3 separate regions of the Homo sapiens genome follow, and all the other regions are linked to region 1. Evidence: chromatin loops called from intact Hi-C (ENCODE). Cell type or tissue: ascending aorta. All regions are shown on one strand.

Region 1 (8,000 bases):
GCAAGAATATTTGCCACAGGTTGTTTATGATATCAAAAATTTGGGCCTGATACAGTGGCTTACACCTGTAATCCCAGCACTTTGGGAGGCCAAGGCTGGTGGATTACTTGAGCCCAGGAGTTGGAGACCAGCCTAGACAACATAACAAGACTCCAAGTCTACCAAAAATAAAAAATTAGCTGGATGTGGTGGCACATGCCTCTGGTCTCAGCTATTTGGGAGGCAGAGGCAGGAGGATCACTTGAGCCCAGGAGGCAGAGGCTGCAGTGAGCCAAGATCATGCCACTGCACTCCAGCCTGGTTGATAGAAAAATGATTTTTTGGGGGGAGAACTCATTGCTCATAAGTAGGGTAATGTAGCTCTGCCTACTTACCCTCAACGCCCTGCCCCAAACCTTAACCCCTGGAAACCACTGATATTTTTATAAACTCTATAATTTTACCTTTCCCAGAATGTCACATAGTTAGAATCATACAGTACGTATCCTATTCAGACTGGCTTCTTTCACTTAGCAATATGTATTTAAGGTTCCTGTATGTCTTTTCATGGCTTAATAGTTCATTTTTTTTATCGCTGAATAGTGGACTCGTATTTAAAATTCTTTGAATCTCTTTTTCTCATTTGTAGTAGGAGTAATAGTGCCACCTTCAAGGATTGTCATGAATGTTTGATGAGATAATATATATATATATAAAGTTTCCAGCACATAGCATGTAGTTAATAAACATCAGCTCCTTCCCTCAATAATTTGGATATGAACAATGTGGCAGGCTGAATAGTGACCCCCCAAAAGATGTCAACATATCAATCCCTGTGAATGTGTTTCTTGCATGGAAGATGGGAATCGCAGATGTGATTAAGTCAAGAATCATGAGAGGTGAGATTATCCTGTATTATCAGATGAACCCAGTGTAATCACAAGAGTCCTTATAAGACGGAGATGTGAAGGTTAGAGTCATAGAAGGTGATGTGATGACAGAAGCGGAAGTCAGAGCAATGTGGCCATGAGCAAGGAATGTGGGAAAGTCTTCTAATGCTGGGAAAGGCAGGGGATGGATGGATTCTCCCCTAGAGCCTCCAAAAGGAGCACACCTTGGCTGACACTTTGATTTTAGCCTTGTAAAACCTCCATCAGACTTCTGACCTCCAGAAATGAAAGATAACAAATGTGTATTGTTTTAAGCCACTGAGTTTGTTCCAATTTATTCCAGCAGCAATAGGAAGCAAATACAGGTGATTAACCTCAACATTCTCTTTCACTCCCTTCCAGTGTGTCTCCCCACATAGAGAGTCTAGAAATAAAAAAACTACATTTCCTGGAATCTCTTGCAGCTAGGGTTCTGATCACCTACTTATCCCCACTTGGATGCACTTGTGCAAGGTTTGGAAAGTGGAAGTGAGGCAGAGATAATTTTCCTGCTGCTTTTGGCTGAATTTCACTAGAAAATATGGTAGTGCAGATATATTTCTGCAGCAGCATTCCAGCAGGGTACTTGTAATTCCCAGCTTCATGGGAGTCAAGATGCATCTGTGAGGAAAAAATGGCAGATTCCTGATCCTATAGCAACTTTCTGACTCCCCACCTTCATGGAAGAGGTAGTTGTTCCCCTAGGTGGTAAGCTCTCAAGTGTCCTGGGAGTCTCCCAAAAACCATCTCTTCCACCAGCACTTCCATGCAGCTAATTCTTTGTATTAAACATTTCTGCTTAAAATAACTAGAGTTGCTTCCCTTTGCTGCAACTGAACCCTGACTGATACAGTCTCCATTTGCACACCACCCCAGGGGAGGCAGAAGATGTCAGCTGGGAAATCTGGATATTCTGAGATAGCATACATCAACTGGGAGGCGACTCTTAACAACTCCACTGCTGTGTCTCACAACACACCAGGGTTTCCTGTCAATCATTGTATTATATCCTCTACTCACTTTTCTTTAACCAGGCCCTCTCAGTTTTGAGTTTTCCTCTTAACTGGGTCAAAATGGGATTACAATTTTGGTGCATTCAGGAAGTAAGGATTGCTTTTTAAAAAAACTTAAAGATATTCTTAGCTCCTTGGGAGGCTGAGGTCAGAGAATTGCTTGAGCCCAGGATTTCGAGGCTGCAATGAACCATGATTACGCCACTGTACTCCAGCCTAGGCAACAGAGCAAGTCCCTGTCTCTGAAAGAAAAAATAAAATTGTAAAGACACAGTAGTGAGTTGACTCCAATCTCCCTCCCCTGCTGCAACACTCATTGCAATGGTTCCTATACCTACCACAATGTGCCACCCTTGAATGAAGTCTGCCTTGCCATTAAAAAAAAAAATAGAGACATTGTATAACATAATGTCTTTTAGCCTTATGAAAACAATTTTTTAAATTACCCACACTAAAGAAGAAATAGGTGATTGGCAGACTCCAGAAACAAAGGACATTTATTGCTGTTCTCATGAAGAAAGATGAATGTTTAAAAGGTTAGAAAAGGTCTTAGCAATTTATTTATATTGATTTGGATGAGTGATTCTGAAAGACAATGTTTTCTCTATGACTCTTCAACCATGTGAATGTTCCTTAAAATGCATGGCAACCACCCTGTCAACACAGTTTTCCAAATTTCCCAGAAATTATTTTAAAATTTTTAATATGCTTAATCCACATCTCACACTAAAAACAAACAACCTCCACCCTCCCCCCTCCCCGCAAAAAAAGGCTTGTTAGAATTTCCAATTATGCTACAGGAGAATAAGTGCTAGGGAAATCATGGCCACTGGAATTAATACATTTAGTTAAAGTGATTTGGGAACTCAGCTCCATAAAACTTAGGTTATCTTTGTAGAGCTCCATCCTGCTCTGAACTTTCTGTCTAGTGCTCGACTCCTTTGTTTTTTGTTTTGTTTTGTTTTGTTTGTTTTGTTTTTTGTTTTTGAGACAGAGTCTTGCTCTGTTGCCCAGGCTGGAGTGCAGTGGCACAATCTCGGCTCACTTCAACCTCTGCCTCCCGGGTTCAAGTGATCCTCCTGCCTCAGCCTCCCAAGTAGCTGGGATTACAGGTGCCCGCTATCATGCCCAGCTAATTTTTGTATTTTTTTAGTAAAGATGGGGTTTCACCATGTTGGCCAGGCTGGTCTCGAACTCCTGGCCTCAGGTGATGTGCCCATCTCAGCCTCCCAAAGTGCTGGGATTACAGGCGTGAGCCACCGTGCCCAGCACAGAACTTGGCAATATTTTTCTAAGCAGAGCCAGACAGGAAATGCTTTAGGCCCTTTCGGGACAGAGGATCTCTGTCACAACAATTCAGTTCTAGTTCTACCCTTGTATGACCAAAGCAGTGAAATCATCACAAGTGTATGTGGCTGTGCTCCAAGAAAACTTATGTGTGAATAGTGAAATTTGGATTTTGTACAGTTTTGCAAGTCACAAAATATTATTTTTCTTTTCACTTTTACTCAACCATTTAAAAATGTAAGCATCATTCTTAGTCACAGGCCACACAAAAACAGGCAGCAGTTGGATTTGGCTCACAGACCATAGTTTGCCAACCGCTGCTGTAAGCCTGGCCCTGTCCCTTCCAACTTACCCCAAAATTCTCATTCTGATAAAGATTGGTTTACAGAGCCAGGATGGAGATGTTGCCTCCTAAAGTTCAGTATTTCCTGGGAGAGGAGAAACAATTTTATTTTGTCTTTTTTACCTGGTGCTCAGCCCTTCCCAGTCTAGCTGCCACTTACCCTTCCCACTCCAATTCTTTGTCCTTCTACACCCAAACCAGCTTACAGATCTCACCTAACCTTTCTCTAGTCACATCAGATTACTTGCCTTTCCCTAGAAAAGTCAGACAGTTGTAAACTTCCACGATTTTGTTCACGCCCTCCAACTAGCACAGCCTCTCCCACGTCTCTACCTAGATTTTTGCTCATTCCTCAGCTCAGTGTCATTTTTTCTTTCCCCAGGAAAGTGAGGTGAGGGCAATGGACCGCACACAGGCAACATGCACAGAATCGAGTGAGTGAATGCGCAGACCTGGGCCTCCTGGCTGGGAGGAAAAGGGTTTTGGAGAGCCATGGGGTAGTATAGGGTACTCCATCCACCAAGCAATAATGACAAATTTGGAGGCTGAAGAGAGGGGACTGAAGACAAACAGCTTGCTTCTGAATGTTGCCAAAGGCTGCCCTGTCCAGAATGGCAGTCATTGGTCTCAGCAAGCACAGTGGTTCTCTGATGCTACTGGGGCAGCAGTCAACAGCTCAGGCTTTCCTTGGCACATCCACGACCATGTCACCACTGCAATGTCATGGGAAATCCTAACAGAGCTAGCCTTTAACATTTTTCATAAAAATCCCAATTTCTTTTCCTGTTTCTTTTTATTAATAGAAAGGTGAAATAAACCTTGAGCCCATAAAGAGTTTGCTGATAATTAAAGAAGCTCAAGAAGGTAAAAGAAATGGAAAGGTTGAATTTTAGGAAGGAGAGTGGAAGGGCGAATTGCAAATAAATGACAATGTTGTCATCTTTCTAAATTTTCTGAAGATGAAAAGCCACATGATTTAATCACAAAAAGAAATGAGTCATGGCTTTGCTATGACTTACGTCAACATAAGCCATCTTTATCTGACCACTTTGATAATTAAAAAGCAAAATTCTGTAATACTAAAGTTTTAAGTGGACAAGATAGTTTTCAATTCTAACCGTATACAAATGTCAACTTTTTACTTTTACCCATAGTTTGCTAATGTTTCCAAAACACGAAGACCAAACAGGGCCTAGACTTGTGAACGATGCTCCAATCCTGTTCTCTTTATTCTAATTTTACCCATATTCTCTTCACAAAATGCCTGCTGAGCTATACCAGCTCCTAGTTCCTTGCATTTTTCTCTTATGAATTCTTGGAGATTATGACAAGATAATGAGACAACTGCAGAAAGTTTTACATTCATTTTCTGCTTAGATAATATTGTAGCCTGTACTGATAAAAATTTTCAGCCAAGAATTTCTGATATAAATCTAATAGTTTGGCCATTAGTGATTATTAGTGTCACATCTAAGAAAAATTCTGGTTGGTGTTATTTATTAAAAGCAATCAAAATGTGCCATTATGGTCCTAATTATAATATTTACTTGGATGGTCTTATTTCTCTGCAAGAAAAAATAATGCCAGGCAGCTGCTAGAACTTCTACACTAAGCATGTAAGAAACAGGGAGCCTCAGTAGAGTGGAATGATGTCCTTGAAGAGAGTTACCCCTTACACTTATAGAATGTTTTGTTGATAATAGTCATAAAACCTTAGTAATCGAAGCATTGCACTTTCAAAGACACGCATAAGGTTAAATGAGACAAAACAAAAACTAAAAGAACTTCTGTCCCTGAAAAGATGCTGGAATACCACAAGTTGCTGGCCCCACCTCTACCCCCAGGTCAAGTATTGAACAAGTAATTGAGCAGGTTTACCCTACTAGTTTCAGTTCTATTTTATTTGTTTTTGTCTTTAAAAAAAATTAGGACTTTCCTTATTCTCCTTTGAGCTTAGCAACAAAATTCAAAGAGTGTTTACTCTAACTTATCCATTATTTGGGTATTTTCTAGTGGGAGGGCATTTCAACATATCTAGTCTTGATAAGCTCATGGAAATAGGAAATCTCATAAAATCATAAAATCCTTTTTTTTTTTTTTTTTTTTTTTGAGACAGAGTCTCACTTTGTTGCCCAGGCTGGAGTACAGCGGCGCCATCTCGGCTCACTGCAACCTCCGCCTCCTGGGTTCAAGCAATTCTCCTGCCTCAGCCTCCCAAGTAGCTGGGATTACAGGCTCCCACCACCACACCCGGCTAATTTTTGTATTTTTAGTAGAGACAGGTTTCACCATATTGGCCAGGCTGGTCTCAAACTCCTGACCTCAGGTGATCCACCCACCTCGGCCTCCCAAAGGGCTGGGATTACAGACGTCAGCCACCATGCCTGGAAAATCCATTCTAGGCTGGGTGCAGTAGCTGATATCCGTAATCCCAGCACTCTAGAAGGTGGAGGTGGGAGGATAATTTGAGCCCAGGAGCTAGAGAACAGTCTGGTCAACATAGAAAGACCCTGACTCTAAAATAAATCAACAAATCCCTATTTAGGTTTACTTGATGATTTTTACAATAAAACCTGTGATAAATGCTTGTGGGGTTTTTTGTTTGTTTGTTTGTTTATGTTTTACATTAATTTTTATTTTTATTTTTTTACTAAAGTAATGCGTGTACTTTGTTTTAAACATCAAGTGGTGAATTTTCTAGATAAAGATAGGAAGATAAAAGAGAGAGACAGACATGCCAGGAAAATCCTGAAATCCCAAAATCAACAACTGTGCTGAGGTGCCCACCTGCCCTGAAGCCACCAGGAAGCCTCTGTTCCCATCCAGGAGCCACCAAGACACAACAAGCGTGGCAGGAAGCGGAAGCTCAGGACCTCGTCTTCATCTTTGGGGCTGTATGTTTCATTGTCCACCAGAAAGACCTCTTCCAGTCCCTCCGCTGAAGAAACTTTTGCTCGAATAAATATTTCTATCCAGTTTCGGCAACTTTGATTCTCACACAAACACAACCTCTGAAGAGGATGACCTCCACTTTTTGTAATCAATGACATTTACCTTTCTCAATTACCACTGTCTCTTCAAATAGGAAAGCGAGGTTCTCTGTGCCATGATGTGGGTTGAGGTTTGACATATCCCAGGAATTTGGGCTGTGGGAAGGAAGGAGCCAGCTTAGCTGAGTGCTTGCTATGGCCAGGCACACGGAGGGAAGTGAGAGGGGCTATGTGTTCCTACCACCTTCCAGGATCCTTTATTTCAATCTGCTAAAATGACTTATTTTTTGAAATACATAATAATTTCATAAAGTAGTCAGTGGGGAAAAATAAGAAAACCTTCTATACAAATATTCAGCAACTTTTGAAAATGAAAAAAATCAAGTAATGACCCACCCACAGAAACTATCCCAGCCATCCCTTCCCCCATTCTCACATCTCACTCTTTGTGCAACTGTGGAGGCCCTCACAGAGCCAAATGCCCCCACTAAGCTTTCAGGAAGGGCAAGAGCCAAGTAGCTTCACATATCACAACTGCAGACACTGGAAGTTTGGGAGTACTTGAGTCTGAGTTCAGAAGCTGGGGAGCAGTCTCTGACCTGAATCTCCTAGTGGGGAATGGTAGGTGTCGTTCCCCAGGATCCTGATTTTTTATCGATGAAGTCTGGGGATTTGGGGCCTGCTTCTCACCTCTTGACTTAGTATTAATGTAAAAGGACAGCAGTCCACCCTGCCCTTTCTCTACCCTTGTGCATACTCTAGAACAGTAGGAACATAGACATTCCAGTGCTGTGGGTGTATTGGTGTGGAGCTGTCAGGGAAGTGGCTCTGGGCCTTGTTCATCTCCTTCCCCCCAAATAAAGGTGTTCATCAGTGACCTACCTTCCTTTCTGTTTCAACCCCAGTAACCCTGCAAACATCTCAGTGGGTGATGCAGGTGGATGAATGTATGTGCAGGAACCTCAACTACCTCCTGCTGGGCACTGTAGACCTATGTGAGGTGGGGAGGGTGAAGAGTCCCCTTTCTCATCTCTTGCTTCCCCCAACAGGTGGATTCTGGAGTGTGGGGTTGGAGGCAGAGGAAAGGTCTCACCAGACCTAAGGTCTTACCAGAGCTAAGAGGAAAAGGAGGACATTCCATTTTCAAGCTTGAACAAGACATCTTTATAGATCTCCAAGTGGCACTCTGGTCACTCTTCAGCTTCAAGATGAGAATTACATTCAAAGCCAAGAATAGAAAAATTGCCTTGTCTTACTCTGCTCAGGGTTCCACAAAAAAAGCCATAGACTGGATAGCTTAAACAACAGGAATTATTGCCTCACAGTTCTGAAGCCTGGAAGTTTGAGATCAGAGTGCCAGCACGGTCGGTTCCTGTTGAGGGCTCTCTTTCTAGCTTACAGATGGCCACCTTCTTGCTATGTTCTCACATGATGTTTGTAGTATTAATTTGTCTGGGAG
Region 2 (8,000 bases), 61 kb after region 1:
CCTGTCTTATTTCAGAAAGATAGTCTTCAAGCTCTGAGATTCTTTCCTCCACTTGGTCTATTCTGCTATTGATGCTTCTGATTGCATTGTGAAGTTCTTGTGTTGTGTTTTTCAGCTCCATCAAGTCAGTTCTGTTCCTCTCTAAATTGGCTATTCTGGTTATCAGCTCCTGTACTGGTTCTTAGCTTCTTTACATTGAGTTAGAACATGATCCTTTAGCTCAGTGAAGTTCATTATTACCCACCTTCTAAAGCCTACTTCTGTTAATTCAGCCATCTCAGCCTCAGCCCAGTTCTGTGCCCTAGCTAGAGATGTGTTGGGTCATTTGGAGAAGAAGCAGCACTCTGGCTTTTTGAGTCTTCAGTGTTTTTGCGTTGATTCTTTGACATCTTTGTGGGCTTATCTCCCTTCGATCTTTGAGGTTGCTGAACTGTGAATAGGGGTTTTGTGGGGTCTTTGTTGTTGATGTTGTTGTTATTGCTTTCTGTTTGTTTGTTTTCCTTTAACAGTTAGGCCACTCTTCCATAGGGCTGCTGTGGTTTGCTGGGGGTCCACTCCAGATCCGAGTCACCTCAGTCCCTCCCTGGACGTATCACCAGCGAAGGCTACGAAACAGCAAAGATGGCAGCCTGCTCCTTCCTCTGGGGGCTCCATCCCAGGGGGCACCAACCTGATGCCAGCCTGAACGTTCCTACAGGAGGTGTCTGGAGACCCCTGTTAGGAGGTCTCACCCAGTCAGGAGGAACAGGGTCAGGGACCCACTTAAAGAAGCAATCTGGCTGCCCCTTGGCAGAGCAGGTGTGCTGTGCTGGGGGGAGCCCTCCTCATCCAGACTGCCCAGACTCTCTAGAGCCAGGAGGCTGGGAAGGCTATGTTAGCTAAATCACAGACAGGGTGGCCACCCCTCCCCCGGGGACTTCGTCACAGGGAGAGATCAGATGAACTCATGATTTTTAAAAATAGATTTCCTAGTTCTGACCGTTGAAAGAGTCTAGAAGTACCAAAACTCCGGTAGCAATTAGCATACCTAGTATCTGGATCTTGGCTTCTAAATACCATTCCCCAATAAAAGGAATCAAATATCCTCAGTAAAAGGTTGAATTCCAAGTCTGGGGCAAGGAAAGGACAAGATGAGACATCTTGTTTTGCCAGAAAGCAAGGAAGCCTTTACTAAAGAAATGATAAGGGCATATCAGTAAAACACAGCAACCAGTTTTCAGGGCTTCTACTTGGCAAATTTGGGGAAATTGTAGCCTCAATAAGTATAATGAATTGTTAAATATTGAATAAATGAAAAGGCATAAGTCCACATACAATACTCAAAGGAGGCAAAACAAAACAAAATTAATTTGGCACCATGGAAGATTATGACTATTATTTTAACTTTCAACTCCTTACTCTGAAAATTGGAAATTAAAACAAAAGAACTATTTTCCCTGCTTCCTAAGAGCAATGGTAGTTAATCTCCAGGTGATCTAGAAAAGCTTCTTCAGAGAAGAATGTCGGCTAATAAGTTTGCAACCCCCAGTGAAATAATTGATTCAGAAAATGACTAAATCAATGAATGTTAAAATCATTAGTTAAAAGATTGCTGGGAAAAGGACAGTGTCATATATCTCCAGTTGCTTGCTAATTGCAAAGGGGAAAATGGGCCTTTACAATCAGAGATCTACTTGTCACAACAAAACCAAGTAACTTAGCATCATTAATAGTGAAACAACCTGGCATTTTGTGCCTCCTGATGTGGTGCAATATGAAGTACACAATAACATTTATAAAGTTATCTGGCCAAAATATTCTACCTGAATCTCATCAAGGTTTCAGAGCTGACTTCCAGTTTATAGTAGCTACAAGCAAGAGAGGAACTAGTTAAAAGATAAGATATTGCATCAGACACACTTATGTATCAGATCCTCTCGGCCTCATCTGTCTCCAGGGACATTGTGTTCAGCTCCAGGCATCCTTGCAGAAACCAAGTCTGCCTGGGCTCCAGAAGACTTTATGTGGGCAGCACCCTACAGTGCTGCTTCTCATCCCAGGCTTCCCCCGAGACAGAGATATGAAACTTCGCAGCCAGTTCCAGGCTTGCTCATGCACAAACTGAAAGGAGGGCAGGATTCACTCTGTAGGGTGCACATGACTCTTGCATCGGTGGAGTATGAAAGCCGGTGGATACATTCTTCCCTGTTGTCTCCTTCAAACAGATCATCTTAAGAAACAGCCATTGACATGCTGTCTCAGATGATCCCACAAGATAAAGTAGCCAACCTACTTAATAGTAGAGAACGGGAAGCATGATAACACATAGTCATATCACCTCACTCCCCTTCCCTGCCTCATTACCAACTGTACACACCCACACCTGCTCCCCAGGCCTGAACTTCCAAGGAGAATTGTAGCATATAGGCCTTGCCTCAGGTTCTAACATCTGAGGAACAATGCACGTTAAGAATGATCCTATGGGTGGGGCGTGGTGGCTCACGCCTGTAATCCCAGCACTTTGGGAGGCTGAGGCGGGAGAATCATGAGGTCAGGAGATTGAGACCATCCTGGCTAACACTGTGAAACCCCGTCTCTACTAAAAATACAAAAAAATTAGCCAGGCATCGTGGCGGGTGCCTGTAGTCCCAGCTACTCGGGAGGCTGAGGCAGGGGAATGGCGTGAACCTGGGAGGCAGAGCTTGCAGTGAGCCGAGATAGTGCCACTGCACTCCAGCCTGCGCAACAGAGTGAGACTCCGTCTCAAAAAGAATGACCCTATGAGGCAACATATCTAGAATGCAGGATAATCCAAATGACAATAGGCCTTGACTTAAATACGTATATATGTATATGTGTATTTACATATGTATATGTATATATACATACACTCAGCCAGGAGCGGTGGCTCACACCTGTAATCCCAGCACTTTGGGAGGTGGGGTGGGTGGATCACCTGAGGTCAGGAGTTCAAGACCAGCCTGGCCAACATGGTAAAACCCCGTCTCTACTAAAAATACAAAAATTAGCCGGGCATGGTCATGCATGCCTGTAATCCCAGCTACTCGGGAGGCTGAGGCAGGAGAATAGCTTGAACCTGGGAGGTGGAGGTTGCAGTGAGCTGAAATTGTGCCATTGCACTCCAGCCTGGGCGACAAGAGTGAAACTCCATCTCAAAAAAAAAAAAAAAAAAAAAAATATATATATATATATACACACACACACACACACATATATATGTATATATGAATGGATGAAACAACTAAATGTAATGTGTGAGCTTTGATTGGATGCAGTTGAATAAAACCAGCTATGAAAGGTATATGGGAAATAACTAGGAAATTTTGAATATGAAATGGATATTAAGTAATACTTGGAAATTACTGTTGATTTTCTTAGATATGGTCATGGTTTAGCAGTTACATAGAAGAAAGTCTTTATTGTTAGGAGTTATATGCTGAATATTTAGGGCTGATGTGTCATAACATCTGCAACTGGCTTCCAAATATTTCAGAATATGTATATATTTTTTTGAAGGAAAGCATTTATACCTTAAAAGATAAATACACAGCTAGATGTCCCCCAAAAAGTAAAGCAGCTGTTCAGAAGTACTCATTCCTCAAAAGCTACAATTTCACTATAGAATTTAGTCCACCCACCATGTGTAAGCGTGAAGGATTGTGAGAGGGCCTTTCAAAGGAAAGATGAGATGGCTCCACCTGGTATGTTGGAATAAGATGCGAGAAAGAGAGAGAGAGAGAAAGAGAGAGTTGAGGGGTGGGGGAAGATTTTTCTAAAGGAAATACTAAGATTTTCTTCTAATTATCCCGAAATTTTAAAAATAAAAGTTTTCACTTAAACTGAGAAACTTGAAGATTTCAGTGTGTTCAACTGCAGGTAAGAGCGCTAGACTTTCCTCGAACAGAAACTGGTTACCTGTGAAGCCCTATACAACATGCTGTGAGCACAGTGCCTACAACACTAAAGGCCAAATGACAGTTCAAGCTGAATCTGGCTCAATTTCCTAGAAAAATGGCACCATCTGCTGGCTGGGCAAAGGCAAACTTTATAGACCTGGACTCTGGTAGGTCAAGGAAATCAGTACCATACTGCAAAACTTTCAGGATTTATCTCTGTGATTGGAAAGAAGTCTGAGTACATTCTATGGATAGTCATCCCTTAGGCAGAGGAGAGAGATAATCTCTCTCATTTCATCACATTAAAGTCCCATAAGAGTTTCCTGGGATGCTTCTGCTTGTTCTTAGCAGAGAATGAGAATGTCAACCAGCCTATCAAGGATAATATGACCAAAGTACCCCATCCTTTTACCCTGCCACCTCTTCATCCTCCAGCCCCTGTCACTTTCTAAGATTCTAATATTTCTGCTCTCAACTCTGTTTTGCTTTTGTAGAAACATCCGATAATATGGTGATCAGTTCAACAGAATGACATATTCACCATGTCCCCAAGGAGGAGATGACTGAGATTTCAAATTCTCAAGCAGCCTCAATGCAGCCAGAGATTTAAGAGGGCTATGTGTCCAGAAGGAGACTCTGGGCAAACGCAGAATGGATTCAGATTACTCAAATTCCTGTCAGATTTCTTAACCTGGTGGGCTATACCAAACCCAAAAACTTTAAGCAGCCTCTACTTTTGCTTATTTTCTCCTAAGCCCAACCTTGGCTTTCTTTTGAATCTCTATGAGCAGAGACATGGCTCCTTAAGAAAGGAGACACTTCAATCCTGTTATAGGCTAAACTGTGTCCCCCAAAAATTTATGCATTGTGGCCCTAACCCCCAGTATTTCCAAATGCCTATATTTGGAGATAGAGCCTTTAAGTTAAATGAGGTCATTAGTGTGGGTTCTAATCCAATATGACTGATATCTTCATAAGAAGAGGAGATTCGGACCCAGACACACAGAGAGGGAAGACCATGTGAAGACACAGGAAAAAGGGCATCTGCCAGCTAGGAGAGAGGTCTCAGAAGAAACCAACCCTGCTGCCACTGCGATCTCAGACTTCTAGACCCTAGAATTTTGAGAAAATAAATTTCTGTGATTTAAGTCTGTGGCACTTTACTTTGGCAACCCCAGCAACCTAATACAAAAGTCCATCTTTTAACAGTAGCTGAGAGAGGGAAAGGGAAGTGATGGAAATTGATGTGAAGAAGAAGCATGTCATGGAAAGAGGGGGCTTTGAAGCTTCTCCCTCCTGCCCAGCCTCCACCCACTATGGCGCATGGTGGGCTTTTGAGGACTCCATTAGGTCTTTGACCCACATCAGAGGTCCTCTTTCTTGGAGCTGAAATAAGGTTGAGAAGCTTTGAACTTCCTCTAGCTATTCGAGAATGTAGCCAGCAATTAACTTGTTTATTGCCCTTTACATACCAATTAGCAAACAACCATTTGTTGCTGAGCAATGTGTAAAGCTCTGAACAAGGAAGAACTTACATTTCTTATAAGTTAATTACATTTATTTCACCTTTTCCAATTGCAAAAGCAAAACATTTTTATCAATGAAAGCAAAGAAGATATAAAATATAAAGGAAAGATTGTCATCTGTAATTTCCATCCTTAGACAACTATTATTTACTGTTTTAATCTGTTTTATTTCAGTCATTTTTCTACACATATGTTTAACCAATTAGGTTCATATACATAGTTTCATATTCTGCTTTTTTCACTTAACATATTGATAAAACAGTTTTCTCATTTTATTAAGTATTATTGTCTTCTCTATCTTCTTGAGACTTGTGTGATACAGAGAAGTGAGGTCAGCAATAAAGATCCAAGAGGGGGTCCCCAGCCCCATGCAACCACTACCAACAAGCCAGTGAAAGGGCATGGGCTCCATGTCATTGATGCAATGCACATTTGCTGACCAGTCCCCTGTTACTGCTATAGCAGCCATTGGCAAGACAGCCTGCTGCAACCAACGTGAGCAGTGATCACAATGACCATGACCATGCAAACACAGAGAAACAGTCTCTCTTTGTTCAATTCGCTTGATAGAGGTTTAAATCATTAAACAGTCTCCATATCTCCCTATTTAATTCTCGTGTCTCATGACCTACTTTGCCTTTAGACTTTCACACTTCTTTAATGCAAATTCACCCTGCTTTGACACCACACTAACATAGAACCAAATTAAACTCTCTTAATAGCTTTCTTGGTCTCTGGAGAATGCAGGTCTGTTTCTGTCCAGACCCTATACCCCATTTTCTCTGCCACAGGTGGATATAGTTCTTTTTTAAAAATATTTTTTAATTTCAATAGTTTTGGGGGTACCAGTGGTTTTTGGTTACATAGATGAATTGTATAGTAGTGATGCCTGAGATTTTAGCGCACCTGTCACTCTACCCAATATGTAGTACCCAATATGTGGTTTTTTATCTCTTGTGCCCCTCCTATCCTCCCCCTTGTGAGTCTCCATAGTCTGTTAAATCACTCTGTATGCCTTTGCGTACTAATAACTTAGCTCCCCCTTGTAAGTGAGAGCATATGGTATTTGGTTTTCCTTTTCCGAGGTGCGTCGCTTAGAATAATGGCCTCCAGCTCCCTCCAGGTTGTCGCAAAAGACATTATTTCATTCTTTTTATGGCTGAGTAGTATTCCCTGGTGCATACATACCACATTTTCTTGATCCACTCATTGGTAGAAATTATTCTTGAAAGGTCTTTCTTTTTTTTTTGTCATTTTTTTTTTCCTTTTTGTGGAGAACGGGGTCTCTCTATATTGCCCAGGCAGGTCTCGAACTCCTGGGCTCAAGCTATCCTCCTGCCTCTGCCTCTCTGAGAGCTGGGATTACAGGCATGAACCACTGCACCTGGCTTGTGAAAGGTCTTTCTAAGAAATTTTAAGACTTGCCTTTCCTTGCCCTTTTCTCCAGTTACCTTGCCTGTACAACACACTTAGATAACACTGAGACCAACACCAACCTCCCCTAAACACACACACACACACACACACACACACACACACACACACTATACCCAGCTGGCCTCATCTCCCTTCTGAACTCAAGGGAGCTTTAGGAGTTTCTTCAACCCTACTCCATTTCTCCACACCTCTTCTTCTCCCTTTAGAGCATGCTGTTCTAAGTACTTTACAGTGATTAACTCAGTTAACTCTCACAGAAACCCTTTGAGCTAGGTACCATTATCCACATTTTAAAAATAAGAGAACTCAGAGGAGCAGAAGCAAAAATGACTAACACAAGTCCAACCGAAGCCACACAACTAGTAAGTGGGCAAATCAGAACGTGGAGTCCACATTCTTGCTTTAGAAGCTTGTTGCACTTGGCCAGGCTTGGTAGCTCACGCCTGTAGTCCCAGCACTTTGGGAGGCCCAGGCGGGCGGATCACGAGGTCAGGTAATCGAGACCATCTTGGTTAATATGGTGAAATCCCATCTCTACTAAAAATACAAAAAATCAGCCAGGTGTGGTGGCACATGCCTGTGATCCCAGTTACTCAGGAGGCTGAGGCAGGAGAATTGCTTAAACCAGGGAGTCGGAGGTTGCAGTGAGCCGAGATCACACCACTGCACTCCAGCCTGGGTGACAGAGCAAGACTCCATCAAAAAAAAAAAAAGAGAGAGAGAGAGAAAGAAAGTTGTTGCACTTAATGGCTACAATGGTTAACACGTGTTGAGAACTTACTCTGTGCTAGATATTCTGTAAACAGAATCTCATAACGACCCTATCAGATAGGAACTATTATTAGCTCCATCTTACAGTTGAGAAAACTGAATGTATTATAGTCACTTCACCCTCTTACCAAGTCAATCATTGGCTTCATTGAGTTTTTTTGTTTTGCTTGGTTTTTACATTTACTTTTTATTTTTTATTTTATTTTTATTTTTTTGAGAAGAAGTCTTGCTCTGCCGCCCAGGCTGGAGTTCAGTGGCATGATCTCGGCTCACTGCAACCTCCGCCTCCCAGGTTCAAGCGATTATCCTGCCTCAGCCTCCCAACTAGCTGGGATTACAGGCATGCACCACCACGCCTAGGTAATTTTTG
Region 3 (8,000 bases), 210 kb before region 1:
TTCCACAAATTTGTCCAGTCTTATGATGTATTTAGGAGAGATATTTATTATTTAAGGCAAGTGAAATACAGTTTGCTTTGAGAAGGAGTGGAAACTTTCATGCTATGGCTTAAAATACACTTTGCTTGTTTGTTTTCCCAAACCATGTAAGAAAGGAGTTTTTGCCATTATTAATAATAGTTTAGACAAAGAACAGATATCCTAAACATTTTTTTCTAAAATATTTATTCAGATGCTTAATTTGCAAATCCTATTTTCCCTCTTGTCGCTTATAGGATCTATATACGAATGTCTGCTATTGTTACAATTTATCACAATAAGAATAGGAGGAAGTTATTTCTTCCTGTATTTTTTTTCTAATGATTATTATTAACTCCAAGGAGAAATTCCTACGAATCAACATAGCTGAGTTTACTGGGTGATCTTTATTCCAGTGTAGAATTCTGGGAGATTTTTAAAAGAGCTGTGATGTCAGATTTGCTTGTTCTATGTGGCAGCTGTGGAGGAATGAATAATTGCAGAAAGGGATCCCAATACCTCAGATTACCCAGATGTGGCTCATATCATTTGCAAAAATGTTCTGGCTGCTTCAAGTTTTATTTACTGTATGTATGTACTTATTTATTTATTTTTGAGACAGGGTCTCACACTGTCACCCAGGCTGGAGTGCTGTGGCGTTATCTCGGCTCACTGCAACCTATGCCTCCTGGGCTCAAGCAATCCTCCCAGTTCAGCCTCCCAAGTAGCTGGGGCTACAGGTGTGTATCACCATGCCCAGCTAATTTATTGTATTTTTTTGTAGGCGTCAGGTTCTGCCATTTTGCCCAGGCTGGTCTCGAACTCCTGGGCTCAACTGATCCACCCACTTCATCCTTGCAAAGTGCTGGGCTTACAGGCGTAAGACCGCACCCGGTCCGGTCTTTGAGTTTTATTAACTACAATGAGAGCCACTTTCTCTGTGTGGGTGTCTCTCTTCCTTAAAGAAGTACAGTGAAGAACATATGCTAGCCCCTAACATAATGCCTGGCATATACTAGTTGTTCAAGAAATGTTTGTCGGATGACTGGAGAGACAGGTACACAAAATCAACCTGTGCTCCATCATCCATAATCTTCTATCATAGTCCACATATATATCTATCCTAGCACATATATGATCATACCACATAATTCATCAACTGACAGTCTATTGTGTCACTCAACAAAAAACACCATGATGTGCACTCAAGGGATTTAAAAGATTCTGTTCATTTTTTCTGATTATAATAGCAATCAGAATTATGCCTGTCATGGGTAAGATACTAAAACAACACAGAAATGTGTACCACAGAAAGTGGAAGTGCCACACACATCTCCTAGGACAGCCACTGTGAAGATGTGAACGATGCCGTGCAGAGAGTTGCAGATTTCCCCATACCCACATTAATGTCTATGTGGTCATTCTTTGAAACTCGTGGATTGGGTATTTGTGGCTTAGACTATTTACCAGCCACTTCAAAAAGCCATCATACCCGTACTCTGTAATTCTGCTGAGTTGAATCTCAAGGTCTGTGAGGCTCTGAAGAGGGCACACAAGACCCTGGGTAGGTAGGCAGGCAGGCCCCGCCCATCACGGGCTTCCATGTTTCGAGGAGGCTTTGCTGTCTACTCCAAGGCAGCCACTCTCATCTGGCATCTTACTGGGCCACTTTCCCTTTTTTGGTTGCAAGGAATTGCACATACGAATCCACAAAGGTCTCAGGATCTATTCTCATGCTGATGAACATCAAGGATCTATTGTAATGACATTTATGATCATATAAGTCATATGCGTTTGGAACATATGCTTTTGGAAGTGTGTGTTCCAAAGTGTGTACTGTCAGCTTTCATGCTTTTTATTTATTTTCCAAATGGCCTAATAACAATCTTTAAGTAGATGTTTAAAAAATTAATTCATCCACAATAGAAAGACATTAAATATTTAAAAGGAGATTTTTTAAATAATCAAAACTCATATACAATGTGTGTTCAACAGATAAAATTATTTCAAACCATCATTGAGGGTGAATCAAGAACCTCATTGCTAAACTTGTAGCAACTATGAACTGTAAAAAAAGATATAGCCCTGAAAAAAATAAAAAGAGACTACAACTAACTACAACTTATTTCCAGTAACTGAAGGCTTCAGCACAATAAGCCTTACAGTTTTCCTTTCTAAGTATTTTTCGTTATGTATATAAAGGCCTCCAAATACATTTATAAACCCTTGAAAGAAGACACACATTTCTAAGAGATTTTTACATATAACAAAATTCTCACTACACTCCTGGCCGGGTCACTGAAACAAGAGGGGGCAGGTTTTATTTGTATCTGAGCATAAGATTAAGAATCAGTAGAATCAACACTGTTCAAAGCCACACTTGTGGAAAGTTTCCTATTCAAAAATGCCGGCTGATCTCCAAACTGTTTTAATTCTTCTGTGTTAAACTGATGGCTCTAGGACCTCGATGGACTCAAGTCCAAAAGCATTGGCAACACCAGGCATCTTGTTGGAAATGCAGAGTCTCCGGCAAAACACTAGACCTATTGAAGCAGGATCTGCATTTTCCAACAATCCTAGGAATTGGAATGCACGTTGAAATCTGAAAAGCACTACTCCAGAGAGGGATTTATTAGTTGATATATTTTCCTACAAACCAGTCCTTTGGACTCTCTCAGCACTGTCACAGGACTTGTACTGACTCACACTGCCAGCTCTTTGTTCCTATGGCAACCTCATCATAAAAGTCCCCTTAGGGTGTGCGTTTCTGGGCCGATTTGCTACAGGTTCTCATTTAGCAGGTTGGGCACTGGATCAAGACTATATTTTCTTTTTCTTTATTTTTTTTTCAGAATGGTATAGGTATGTTTATTTTTAATTTAATTTAATTTTTAAAATTTTGTTTTAAGTCCTGGGATACATGTGCAGAATGCGCAGGTTTGTTACATAGGTATATGTGTGCCATGGTGGTTTGCTGCACCTATTGACCCATCATCTAGATTCCCTCCCCTCGCCCCCCAACCCCCCAACAGGCCCCAGTGTGTGCTGTTCCCCTCCCTGTGTCCATGTGTTCTCATTGTTCAACTCCCACTTATGAGTGAGAATATGCAGTGTTTGGTTTTCTGTTCCCATGTTAGTTTGTTGAGGATGGTGGCTTCCAGCTTCATCCATGTCCCTGCAAAGGACATGACCTCATCCTTTTTTATGGCTGCAGAGACTGTATTTTCATCATGTCCCTCAAGTGCTCTAGCTCAGTTTTCCCCTGGGTGACCCCAAATTCCACAGGACCAAATGAAGCACTGATAAATCAAAAAACTATTTGAATCACCTAGGCAAGTTAGAGAAACAAAATACATTTTACAATAACCCTAAAACAGATTCTCATCAGCTCTCCAAGCCAGATTCGATCTTACTGGCCTTGGGATAATGTCAAGAGTTTCATGTTTAAAACAGAATTAAACAAGGGAATGAGTGAGAATCTTCAGGATTCCAGGAGGCAGAGCGTGTTTGTTCTGCTTTTATGCCGGTGCTGTTTGCATAGGGGATAATTTATTATTGTCTTCTAGCTACGCAGGGAGTCATGTGCTGCGGTGGCTCTTATGTTGCTGACAAGCTAGGCTGGCCCTGAATAAACAGCACTTCATCATCAACACAACCCAACTGTAGATACAGGTTGGCATTTTATTCCCCCCATCTGCCTTCTACCTGATAAATTACTGTTTTAGTTACATGTATACAAATACTATTTGTTAATCTGCTCAAATGTCTCCAAAATGTTCCCCCCACTTAAATTAAAATTATATACGTGCATACATATATATCTCCCATTCAATTTACTAAGGATTTAGACAATAAAAGCACTTCCTGTTGAACTTACCACCCCCCCCACCAGCCACACACACCTTCTGCATTTGTGACCCCAGCCTATAACTGCTGCATGGAATTTAGGAAGTTACTTTATGAATCATTGCAACTGGGAATTGGCTGGCAAAATCTCATACTAATGCCAGCAGTTAGGGAGAATGGCAATTGCTCCCTGTCACAGCCCTTTGTCACTCGTGATTCCGAAGGGTCGATGACTAAACATTTTTAGAGGTCACGTGTCTTGTTGTCTGAGTAATTTCTAGTTTGGGAATGAGTGGGAAAGCCTGGAAACGTGGGGAGAAAAAGCCTTTGTTATTTCCTGGTCAAAAAAGCTAAGGTGTAGGTCCCAAGAATCCTAAAAGAAGTTGATGCTCATTATAACCCAGAGGAGGAAAACAGAAATAATACAGCTGTACCTGAACTAATATCAAAACCAAGATAGTGATAGTGATGGTGCCCCATAGATTACTCCATTCACAGCTGAAAGTGCAGATGCAGTGAAACCTTTCATTCTCACAATATCCTATTTTACGTTTTTCATTGCTCAGAAAAAGGCAGTCTTTATGCTGTCTGCTGGTAGCTTCAGTGCATCGTGTGAAACAAAAGTGATGTAAAGAATGTCTTGTAAACATTTCAGTAGATATCCTTGAGAGACAGAAACCCTCTTCTTGCATCACTCACACATGCTCACCTTCTGTTGTCTTCTCAGTCCCCCTGGTGGGGGATCTGGCTCCGTCATTTCACTGAAACTCTCTTCTCAAAAGTACCAAGCACTCCGAGGTTGCCAAATCCAAAGATAACATTCCATTTCTTACCCTACTTGATTCTCTACAGTATTCCATGAGATTGACCCTCCCTCTGTTTTGAAACACTTAATTCCTTCACCTTCCTGACACCACACACCTTGTTTTTCTCCGGATTCACCGACTGCCCTTCAGTTGCCTTTGCTGGTTGCTCTTCCTTATTAAGCCTCCAAATATTCACACCCAACTTTGTTTCCTGTCCCCTTTCTCTTCTCTCTTTCCACTTTCTCCTTGATGATCTTACCCAGCCACATGGCTTTAAAACCATTTGTCTGCCACTGATGACAGAATCTACATGCACATGAGATCTGCATGTAGCTGTTTAATAAGTATCTCAAGTAAAATATGGCCCACCGCCTCCTCAGTTGTGTCTGTCCTATTAAATGGCACCACCGTCTACCCAGTTATTCGAACCCAACATCTAGGAATTATCCTTGATTGTTTTTTTCCTCATCTCTCACGTAATTCACCAGCAAATCCTATTAACATTGCCTTTAAAATATATCTGTAGTCTAAACACGTCTCTAATATCTCTTCATCTCCATTGCTGTCCTAGCCACAGCCACCATCATCTCTTGCCAGAACTTTAGCAGCAGCATCACAGCTGGTCTCTCAGTAATGTAGTCTCCACATAGCATCAAGGGGCAGCTTTATTTTATTTTTTTTCCACCCCTTCCCCAAGAGGCAGCTTTTAAAAATATAAATTGAATAATGACACTCTCCTGCTTAAAGCCTACTGAAAGTTTCCCAATGCAATTATTATTATTACTTTTTTTTTTAGCTAGGAGGAAAAGGTTTAATGTCCTCAAGAATAAGAGTTAATATAAATCAATGAAAAAAGGATATATACCAATGGAAAAACTGTTACAAAACATAAAAGACAATTCACAACTGGAATTCAAATGGATAATAAATAGATCTGAACTCATTAATCAAAGAAATCCTTTAATAACACAAATTTTCTTCTTTTCTTATTATTGGTAAATATTTCCAAATGGGCACTATCAAACTTTTTTTTAGAAATATATTCTTTTTTTTAGGCCGAGCATGGTGGCTCACATCTGTAATCCTAGCACTTTGGGAGGCCAGGGCAGAAGAATCACTTAACTTAGGAGTTTGAGACCAGCCTGGGCAACATAGTGAGAGCTCCTCTCTAAAAGAAAAAAAAGATTAAAAAAATATATGTTCCTTTTTTTTTTCAGAGTTGGGGTCTTACTCTGTCACCCAGGCTGGAGTGCAATGGTATGATCATGAGTCACTGCAGACTCAACCTCCTAGGCTCAAGCTGTTCTCCCACTCAGCCTCCCTAGTAGCCGGGAATACAGGCGTGCACCACCATGCCCAGCTAATTTTTTTATTTTTTGTAGAGACAGGGTCTCACTATGTTGCCCAGGCTGGTCCTGAACTCCTGACTTCAAATGATCCTCCCACCTTGGCCTCTCAAAGTGCTGGGATTAGAGGCATAAGCCACCATGTCCAGCCTAGAAATATATCCTAACGAAATAATCATATATGTACACAAAGATTTGTGGACAAAGCTGTTAACTGGATTATTACTTTAATAACTAAAACTTACAAACAATCTAAATGTCCAACACTAGAGCAATGGTTAAGTAAATCATAGAATGGTCACACAAAGGATTGTTAAACTGCTATTAAAAGTTATGCTATCAAAGAATACTTAATGACACAGGAAAACACTCATGATACAGTGTTAACTGGAAGATAATTTTTATAACCACATAAAAGTAGAATGTCATTTCTAGACGTATTCAAATAATACGTATTGAATTCTAATATACAATGGACATTAAGATTCACTGATATTTATTAAAGTTGTCATAATTTAGCCAAATTGCTATTCTGAAACCTTATTGTGTCTCTCCATTATTTTAGGGAGCTCATGCCAAGGTAGTAAAGACCTACGAGTCAGCCAAACATGAGGTTAACCCTCGCTGTGACACTCACTAGCTGGGTGACTCAAATCAGTTACTTCATTTTCATGAGCCTTAGTTTCCTCATCTGTAAACCCTCACCTCATAGGACTGTTGTGAGAACTAAAAGCATATATAAAAGACTGGTCAAGTGCCTGACATATAGTAGACAATAAATATTAAGCCTCTTTCCTTTCCTGTTTTTTTATTATTATTTTTTAGGTTATTCTCAGGATTTATGGGATTAAATCTGATTCATAGAAAGTACTTTTGCAAGATTCTGTCTGTGGGGACTGGTTATGACAATTTTTGCCTTATGTTCTCCATAATATATGTGAACTTTCAAATAATAATCACACACATCTTTAAGTCATTTAAGTGATTTACATGTAAAATTCTTAGATGTGAGATGATGGAGGAAGTTGCACAAAGTTAAATATGAAGTAAACTCATATAAAAATGATGTAAGGTTTGGGAGGCTGAGGCGGGCGGATCACAAGATCAGGAGATCGAGACCACGGTGAAACCCCATCTCCACTAAAAATACAAAAAATTAGCCAGGCGTGGTGACCGGCGCGTGTAGTCCCAGCTACTCGGAGAGGCTGAGGCAGGAGAAGGGCATAAACCCAGGAGGCGGAGCTTGCAGTGAGCCGAGATCGCACCACTGCACTCCAGCCTGGGCAACAGAGCGAGACTCCGTCTAAAAGATGTAAGGTATAAAACCTACTGATAGGTCAGTGTTTATCTCATTATCAAATTTTCTATCCTTAATTCCAAGTTAGACTCAGTGAATGAGCTTCTGTCTGCCACTATGCAAACAACAGCTTTTAAAGCATTAAAAAAATGTATAGTGATTTTTCCTTCAGCTAAATCACAATGAATAGTCTTTTTCATCATTTCCACCGTTTCACCTCCAAGGGCCAAATGACCTTCAGTGAATTTTACTCCTGGTGCTAATACTTCCCACATAGGTCAAGCATTCTGGACTATACCTATTATAGTGTTGTCTTCCTCACAAATTACAGATGAAATATATTGAGTAAGACTTTTATTAAGAATAAATTACTTTCTAATGTCAGGAACAAGCAATTCCCAGATTTGTTATTTCTGGGTTTTTTTGTTTGTTTGTTTGTTTTTGCAGGAAATGGAAAAATCAAGTGAGTATATGTCACTTGTAGTAAAATGCTTGCAGATAAAAATAATTACCAAGATTAAAACACCAGTGTGTACGGCTGCATTTTTGGGAACAGTGAGTCTTACAAACACAGTGTGACAATTCCTAACTACCTTGCAAGCACAGTGGCCAGCCTGGACTGCTGAGTTACTGAAATTTAAGAGTACAGTTTGACATTTACAGTCTGCATGGATTTATTTCTAGAAT

What was found. A loop is a pair of places that touch in the nucleus more often than their neighbours do. Peaks named below come from ENCODE experiments on the same cell type or tissue, not always from the same donor. Only the 100,000 strongest peaks of a DNase experiment are listed, where the experiment ranks them.
Region 2: a loop joins it to region 1, with 2.1 times the contacts of the local background. A loop is called at or near these places in 9 of 110 quality-filtered maps.
Region 3: a loop joins it to region 1, with 3 times the contacts of the local background. A loop is called at or near these places in 2 of 110 quality-filtered maps.

Annotation. Positions count from the first base shown.
Region 1 is chr9:76,923,172-76,931,171 of GRCh38, forward strand. No RefSeq gene overlaps it. Among named protein-coding and RNA genes, the nearest start is that of PRUNE2, 21 kb to the left of the region's middle. In ascending aorta, no CTCF peak of the experiment used is centred here; a DNase peak (open chromatin) is centred at 3,240; H3K27ac peaks cover 2,224 bases.
Region 2 is chr9:76,983,783-76,991,782 of GRCh38, forward strand. No RefSeq gene overlaps it. Among named protein-coding and RNA genes, the nearest start is that of FOXB2, 32 kb to the right of the region's middle. In ascending aorta, a CTCF peak has its summit at 4,014 (motif pointing left); a DNase peak (open chromatin) is centred at 889.
Region 3 is chr9:76,713,780-76,721,779 of GRCh38, forward strand. All of the region lies in intron 6 of PRUNE2 (prune homolog 2 with BCH domain), which reads right to left. Among named protein-coding and RNA genes, the nearest start is that of PCA3, 47 kb to the right of the region's middle. In ascending aorta, no CTCF peak of the experiment used is centred here; a DNase peak (open chromatin) is centred at 4,022; H3K27ac peaks cover 2,681 bases.